Regions from separate parts of the Mus musculus genome. Here region 2 is linked to region 1. A link is a contact called in ENCODE Hi-C or POLR2A ChIA-PET data. All regions are on one chromosome and are shown on one strand. The core of a region is the stretch at or near the end of the contact, and the rest is flanking DNA. Distances in the headings are between cores, read along the strand shown. Region 1 has its middle 36 kb from the start of Gm30713. Region 2 overlaps Gm30713 (a long non-coding RNA gene).

Evidence for each region. A loop is a pair of places that touch in the nucleus more often than their neighbours do. ChIA-PET counts read pairs that join two places held with the same protein, here RNA polymerase II (POLR2A).
Region 2: a map of heart shows a loop between it and region 1 (3-fold over the local background). The contact joins two enhancer-like sites. A Hi-C loop is called at or near these places in 7 of 37 maps with a recorded cell type or tissue (adrenal gland, gastrocnemius and heart). POLR2A ChIA-PET finds 5 or more read pairs at or near these places in 2 of 5 experiments (Patski and embryonic stem cell).

The regions. Positions count from the first base shown.
Region 1 is chr8:125,347,717-125,351,603 of GRCm38, reverse strand. No RefSeq gene overlaps it. Among named protein-coding and RNA genes, the nearest start is that of Gm30713, 36 kb to the left of the region's middle. Within about 2 kb of position 1,828, at least 1 of the 3 ENCODE cell types and tissues checked has a DNase peak (open chromatin) inside an H3K27ac peak, as active enhancers do; it is heart, where a contact is called at or near this core.
Region 2 is chr8:125,387,364-125,391,250 of GRCm38, reverse strand. Gm30713 (a long non-coding RNA gene) reads right to left here. Exons shown (of 5, transcript XR_879356.2): 3 at 3,881-3,887; 4 at 3,302-3,440; 5 at 2,409-2,706. Among named protein-coding and RNA genes, the nearest start is that of Gm30713, 3.4 kb to the right of the region's middle. Within about 2 kb of position 1,875, at least 1 of the 3 ENCODE cell types and tissues checked has a DNase peak (open chromatin) inside an H3K27ac peak, as active enhancers do; it is heart, where a contact is called at or near this core.

The DNA of each region.
Region 1 (3,887 bases), core at 579-3,078:
AAGCCACTCGCTGCCATGCCTCCTCCTGACATTCCCCTGCTGCCACAGCAGCTCTCTGCATGGTTGTCTTTCGTCCAGTGTATTCGCCATACACGACTACCAGGTTGTCTCTGCCAGACATAGCAGCACACAGCCATGAGAAGCCAACAGAGACCCTTCCCCCAGACACAAGCCACTGTGTGCCCAGATGTTCAGCTTTGTGGATTCAACTTTGTCAAACCCAGGAGGACATAGGCTTTGTCCTATTGTGCTGGCCAACAATCCTGGATGGTATCTGCAGCTAGACTCATCACCAAAATGACTGAGTAGAAACTGTCACACAACTTAATCTCGTCTCATGCTTTCTCACATGGCTCCCCTTTGACCACAGAGCGTCCTGGCAGCGGTGTATCCAGTGCTCACAGGTTAGATTATCCCATTTTACAGACAGAACTCAAGTGCAAATTGCAGAAGCAGGATCAAGACCTCCTGGTTGTTACTGAGCTGCAGTAAAAACAAAACAAAACAAAACAAAACAAAACAAAACAAAACAACCCTTGTTTTCTTAAAAGTGCAGATGCAGAAGTGGACCCAGGCTAGAATCTCCCAGAAGCCTGGTAGGGCCGTCCCAACTCCTTTCTGTTTGCAGGATCTGCAAGCAGGGCAAGGTGTTAGATACATTAGGTCCTGCAATGACCTCCACCTGTGTGGGATGAGGCTGGGCCTCAAAGTGGTACAGAGACAGCACTGAGCACAAATGCTCTGCCAGGTTCTCCCTGAGGTATCTCTCTTCCCCTACCTGTCTTCACTCTAACCTCTTTCCACTGCAGCAGACAGTGGTCATAGAGAACACATTTCCCTGTCATTCCACAGCTTCCACGATGAGCGCTAGTCTCGTGTCCTTCACTGTAAGCCCTGGTGGACACAGGCTCTGACTTGAACAGAAATATACAGGTGTTATGCTTTGAGTGTAAAGTGTCCCCTAAAGGCTTGTGCCTTTGAACACTTGGTCCCCAGATGGTGGCAATATGTTTGAAAGGCTGTAAAACCTTTACGAACCAGAAGAAAGTGGTTTGCTGGAGAGCTGGGGAATTTTAGGGAGTAGTGTTAGGTCAGGTGCCATTTTGGATCCACCACATAGTGAGCTCTAGGCAAACCTGGGTGAGCGAATGAGATTCTCTCTCTGAAAAGGAGTAAAAAGAGGTCTGAAGATGTAGCTCAGTGGTGGAGTGTTTACTGAAGGTGGGTGTAGACACACTGGGTCCTAGGCCCAGAACAGAAAACAAACAAACAAACAAAAAGAAAACAATAACAATAACAACAACAATAACAACAAAAACCTCACTTAAGATTTGGATGTTTCTGTTATCTAGTGTGTATAAATTGTGCTTCAATTTGGAATATTGATAGGTCTTTCTTTCTTTCTTTCTTTCTTTCTTTCTTTCTTTTTTTTCATTTTGAAAGGACACCTGGTCAGTTTGTACCGGGTGTTTCTAGGTAGTTGGCCTCTTGTTTGAGAATGAAATAAAACCTTGAGCAGATCGAAAAGTAGCAAGGAAGCTTTGCAGGAAGCAAAGTGACCACGCTAATCAGAAAGAAATTCTCTATGAAGAGAAAGCAGCCACACCTCAGAGCACCAGCAGGCTCAGTTCCCTTCCTCCTCATTTCTCAGCCCCCAGAGATGGCCAGCAGCCCTGTGCTGTTCCTGGGCAACTGCTGTCTCCATGGACACTCAGCCTCTTGCCCCTGTTCCCAGTCTTCTGTCTCCGAGTGCTCTTTCTTTATGAGGACACTGACCTCTGGCTTGGGTCCAGCTTAACTCATCATGACTTGGTGTTGACTGACAGTATCTATAAAGAACCTTTTTCCAAGTGGAGTGGCCTCTGAGGTCCTAGGTGGACACACCTTGGGGAGAGGGGAGACTTGCCCCCCACCCCCACTCCCAGCTTCTATCTTCTCGGGTTCTTCACCTGGTGTCATCAAAACTAGATGCAGAAGTGTGTGAAGACCACACTGAATGAGCAGCTCCTCCCTCTAGACTGGCCCTCCTACCCAGCATTCCGGAGCTCCAATCAACAGGCTCTGGGCTCTCAGCCAGGCTCCTGTCCTCGGGGATTAACTTTGCTTTGAATGATGAGCTCCAAACACTTGCACTCTGGTTAAGAGGAAACACCGCGTGACCCAGCAACCAGGAGACAAGGTTGTTAACCTCAGGAGCAGGCTCACATTCTGTAGGAGTTCCAACACTGTTGCTGGGAACAGAAAAGTGTCCCACCCCTCCCCCTTACCCAAGCCCTTCCCTCACCCCCCTCCCCGTTTGCATTTGATCTTACAGTGAAGACAGACAGTGAGATATTAGCCATGTTATCAACCGCATAGGAAATGGTCTATGTTCTGCAGATCTTACATATACACATATGTTACAGCATGAAGTGCTCCCGAGGAGGTGGTTACCAGGGAGCACTGCAAAACTCACTCAGGACATAAGAATCCGAACAAGGGAAGGCTCCACCTCAGTGCCTGTAGCCTTGGTGACCTCCCGTGGATGGTCCTGTTCTTCCTTCCTCTCTCTAGTTGCTTTCCGAGGCCCCCATCCTCATCCTAATCCCATGAGCAGGAATGAGCCAACTTTCCATGGTCCCAGAGTATGTGTCAGTCTTGAAAAGTTCTAAGACAACTGGGTCTCTGATGTTGAAGTGAGCTCTCACTATGGCCCCTCTCCGGCTCCTACCCTCACTGAACATTTTAAACGTGAAAAGTACTTATAAGACAGTCAGAAACAAACACAAGCCCTAGGCCTGTGGACCAGAAAGAAAAAAGTGTCTCTAAAGCTGACGGAGGCAGAAGGAAGTCCCTCAATCATAAGTAGCACAGCACCCGTTCCTCCAACGCACAACATCCATATAAACAGAGGGAGTGGGGGTGGTTGCCCGTGCCTTAGCGAGGCTAGCAGGGCTAGGGCAGAACTCAGCTGACCTCTTAAGGGTGTGGCCAGACTCCAAAAGCAGCTATGGGACTGAAGCATCTTCTCCTTGTGAGAGCCCACAGCCCCGTTCCCCTCCCACCCCACCCCCCACCCCCAGCACTGTGGGAGCTCAGAGCCCTATATCCTCCTCCCAACAAGACATTGTGGGAGCACAGAGCCTTGTTCCCACCAGGGCATTGTGGGGGATCAGAGCCCTGTCCTACCCCCACCCCCCCGGGGCATTATGGGAGCTCAGAGCCCTGTTCCCACCAGGGCCTAGGGCGAAGGAAGGTGTTCTCCAGTGGTCTTCACAGTGTGTGTGAGCAGGTGTCTGACTCGAGTTCAACCGGAGGATGGGAAGCATCTTCGTACCCTGGAGGGAAGGATGGGGCACAGCCAACAATAGTGCTGGGTGTAGGAGACCGGAAGCGCTGGGATACAGGAGCAACTCAGGTGCTGAGGCAAACCCTGGACACTGGATCTTGGGTAGCCAGGATGGTTAAAGAAAGGAGGTTGGGGGAGGAGGAAGGAGAGCAATGTAAGGAAGAGAAGGATGGAAGAGGGGACTTCGTTAAGAAGGAAGGAAGTACCAAAAGCAGGACAGAAAGAAGACAGGATTCAAGAAAGATCTCTGAGCAAATTTAGTTTTATTATTATTATCATTATTATTATTTTTTTAAAGCTAGCCATGCCTGGTGGTGTGTGACTTTAATCCCAGCACTTGGGAGGCAAAGGAAGACAGATTGTTATGAGGCCAGCCTGGTCTACACAGCAAGTTCTAGACTAGGCCACCGAGGGGCCACACAGTGAAGAAAACCCAGGAGCAGATTTCATTTGCACTCAGCTCAGATCCCTTGGACTCCTCCCTCCCACAAGCCCCTGCTTTCCCATCAGCTGTGCCTTAGTGTCCCTTAGCTGTGCCCTCTGGTGTCTCCTGGGAAAG
Region 2 (3,887 bases), core at 626-3,125, 40 kb before region 1:
CTCCCTCCTACAACTAAGACACTGCTCCCCCATTCTGCCTAAGGACAGAAACCTTGCTGTTTTAAGCAAAAGGAAATGACAGTTTCACCCATCTCCTCTTGTGCTAATCCAAAAATCTTGATGGATACATGCCGCTGCTTTCATTTTGTAAATAATTAAAAACAAAAACAAATAAAACAAACAAAAATCCCCAAGGTCCAGAAATGTTTATGAAACCTCTTCTGAACTCATACAGCTTTGCTGTTTCAGGCTAAGGTGGAAATGAGATTCCATAATCCCAGACTCATCAACAGCAGTCTGCCCTGCTGTGTCCTCAAAAGCACAACCCGACAGCCAGGCAGAGTTGGCTGGAACAGAATGCCTTTGAGAATAGTGCAATTAAAAAAAAAAATCCCTTCACGTGTGCATCCCTGTCAGCCCTGTTTCCAAAATGTTCTCTCTAGCCCCCACTGCTTAGACCTTAATTCGTCAGCTCAGCTGCAGATGGTGTCATCCACTGGGGTCCTGCTAGTTATTAACTAGCATCAGCATCCTCACTGGGGACGGGCTCCAGCTGATGTCATCCATCCATCCAGTGCTGCTTCCTACCCCCGCCCTCCCCGCCCCACCCCAGGCAGCATCTTCTGCCAGACACCAAAGATGCAGGCTTCTCGTGTGCCTAGATGGAGCCAGAAGGCCTTGGTACTGTATCCCAGGGGAAGGATGCTATAGGGATTTGCCAACAAAGGACTAAATCTACCTGGGAATGGCTCTCTTTCTTGAGCCTGCATCAGGCCCTACTATGCTGAGAACAGCAGTGGTAGCATCCTTGGTGACAGTCACAGAGCAGCCTCACAGTAATTAAAGAGAAGCACTGGGGACAGGTGGCAATGCCTGACTCCGCAGACGAGGCCGTTAGAAGGAGCTTGGCTGTTCCCAAGTATTCTCTCCCTTTCGTCCTGCATTCTCTCTGGGGATCTGGCTCCGGGCCCAGGCAGGGACTGGCAGCCTTGCTATTTTGGGCCCTTCCTGGCCAGCAATTAGTACTGGGATGGCTGAGCCCAGGAAGAGGAAAATCCGGATTTTTATATGAATGTTTCCTTTTTACTGAACTCTGTGTGGAAAAAAGCAAGAATTAATTAGGACTATTCAAACAGGGATGATTTTGTTAAAAGGAAGTAAACAGGGGCCAGCAAGATGGCAGGAAAAGGCACCCGCCTGCCACCAAGTCCGATGACCTGAGTTCACGCCTTAGACCCAGATGGTAGAAGGAGAGAACTGACTCTCACAAGTTGTCCTCTGACCTCTACACATGCTGTGGCATATGTCTGACCACACATGCGCGCACACATGCATACACACAAACACTACTATTTTTTTAAATGGAAGTAAACAGGAATCGCTGTGTGATGTGTATCTTCTGTCTTCCACCAGCCCCTGGTCCTCCTAGAACACCCCCACACCATCCTTACTGATAGCCACATATCAGCCACACACAACGAGAGGCAGCCCCTGAGTGACATGGGGCCATATACTTCAGCTCTGTGAGATCTTAAGCTAGCAGAAATAACAGTGGTAGAAATTACATCCCTCCCTTAAAAATGGGTTGCAGGGATAGACAGGTCTATAACCAGAGAGCTTGTGTCATGTGACTGAGACCCATTGGGTCCACTGCCTCTAAACCATGTGCCCAGATCCACAACACGACAGCTCTCCTTGTTTTGAACACAACCTCAAATGTTTCTGTAGTCATATGGTTGAGTGCGTCTGGACAACTGGCTACTGTCCATAAAGAGCCAGCTTTTTATCCTCCAGCTTTATCCAAAAGGGGTGGAGAGTCGGTGCCAGAACACAGCCTCAGCTGACAGTCTCTATATCTGGCAGGAAGCCTGAGTTAGGACTATCATTCACACTCGCACTTGAAGCGAGGAGGTCAGTCACAATGCAGATGACATACAAGAAGCTTGACAAGGAATGTCAGAGTCATTCTGAACCAAGTGCAGAAAGGCCAGGCAGGGGCCAGAGCGTCCTCCAAGATTCCCCACAGGGCTCTTCCTGTGGAACGCTGCTCTGTCTCTGAGGATCAGACACACTCTTGATACCTCGTGTTTCATTAATTTTCCTGAAGGAAACAAACATGTCTCCCCAAGATAGTGTGGAAACAGAGCAAAGGAGTGATACCTGCAGAGTCCACCGTGGTGAACCCATGGCTTATTGAACTCACTTATAGGAGAACGAGTAAGCCCCAAACCGCAGCAGTGTAGGAGTCTCTCTGGCATGAATAACGACTTCCTCATAGCTGCATGGATGGCATCCCTCCCCGATTCTCAGTTACCCTCCCTCACTCTGTAACCTCCAGCACCTCCCAAGACCTCGGGCAGCCAGGCTGGAATGACACACAGCTAGGAAAGAACACAGGAGGGACTGGATGAAATCTCAACTAAGGGTTTAATAACCCTCCCCGGCCCCTCCTTCAATGAGAAAAAGGTCAGCAGGTCAAATCTTGAGGGTCTCTTGAGAGTAGTCACAGCTGCCCTGATGAAGGTGGTAATGGCTGCCACAATAGGGAGACAACATTCCACAGCCTGTCTTCAAACATCCTTAGAAAAATGGTGGCACGTGCCTGTTGCACGTGCCTGTCCTCTCGGTAGCTCATGTGATCATCATTCAAATCATAGATGCACTCAGCTGTGACACAGGAGACAAGAGTGGAAGGCAGCCAGGAGGCTAGAGGAGAAACGGTAGCAGAGAGGCAGGTTGGGCTCTGGCTCTACGGTGCCATGTGTTTCACATGTACATAAACCAGACTCTGCTAGTATATTCCATGGGTTTTCCTGAGGCTGGGCTTCAATGGTGCACTGGCTGGTTTTGTGTGTCAACTTGACACAAGCTGGAGTTATCGAAGAGAAAGGAGCCTCCCTTGAGGAAATGCCTCCATGAGATCCAGCTGTAAGGCATTTTCTCAGTGATCAAGGGTGGGAGAGCCCAGCCCATTGTGGGTGGTGCTATCCCTGGGCTGGTAGTCCTGGGTTCTATAAGAAAGCAAGCTGAGCAAGTCAGGGGAAGCAAGCCAGTTAAGTAAAATCCCTCCATGGCCTCTGCATCAGCTCTTGTTTTCTGACTTGCTTGAGTTCCAGTCCTGACTTCCTTTAGTGATGAACAGCAATGTGAAATTGTAAGCTGAATAAACCCTTTCCTCCCCAACTTGCTTCTTGGTCATGATAGAAACCCTGACTAAGACAAATGGGCAAAGCAAACTAGAGCATGCAGATGGTGTAGAGGAAGACCTGTGTAAATATGGCTGTAGTCTTCAAGACTATACCTGGAGCTGGGACATGGCTTAAGATGCAAAGCGCTTGCCACGCAAACATGAGGGTCCAAATTCACACAAACAGCCAGGCACTGTAACACTGCAGAGTGTTACTGGAGACAGGAGCAAGGTTCATGATCAGTGAGAAACTCTGCCTCAAGGAAATAAGGTGACGAGTGATTGAGGAAGACATGGATTGTCAACCCCTGGCCTCCATATGCATACACACACCCACATTCTCTCATATACACACTTACACACACAGACACTCACACGTGCACACACTAACACACATACAAATTCTCAAGCACTCACATACAGGCACATATTACACACATACATGCACACGCATATACATTCTCACACACACACATACATACACATTCACACACATACACATTATCACACAAAGACACGCACACACATAATCACACACACTCGGACACATACACTCACACTCATACACACTCACACACATACACATGTGTCCAAGGACAACTTTCACAAAATCGAATCCTATTCTCAACCATCTACACTTATCTGCTTCCAGATTCTATTTTTGAAGTGTGCACAGCATTACCCCCGAAGTACCAATAGG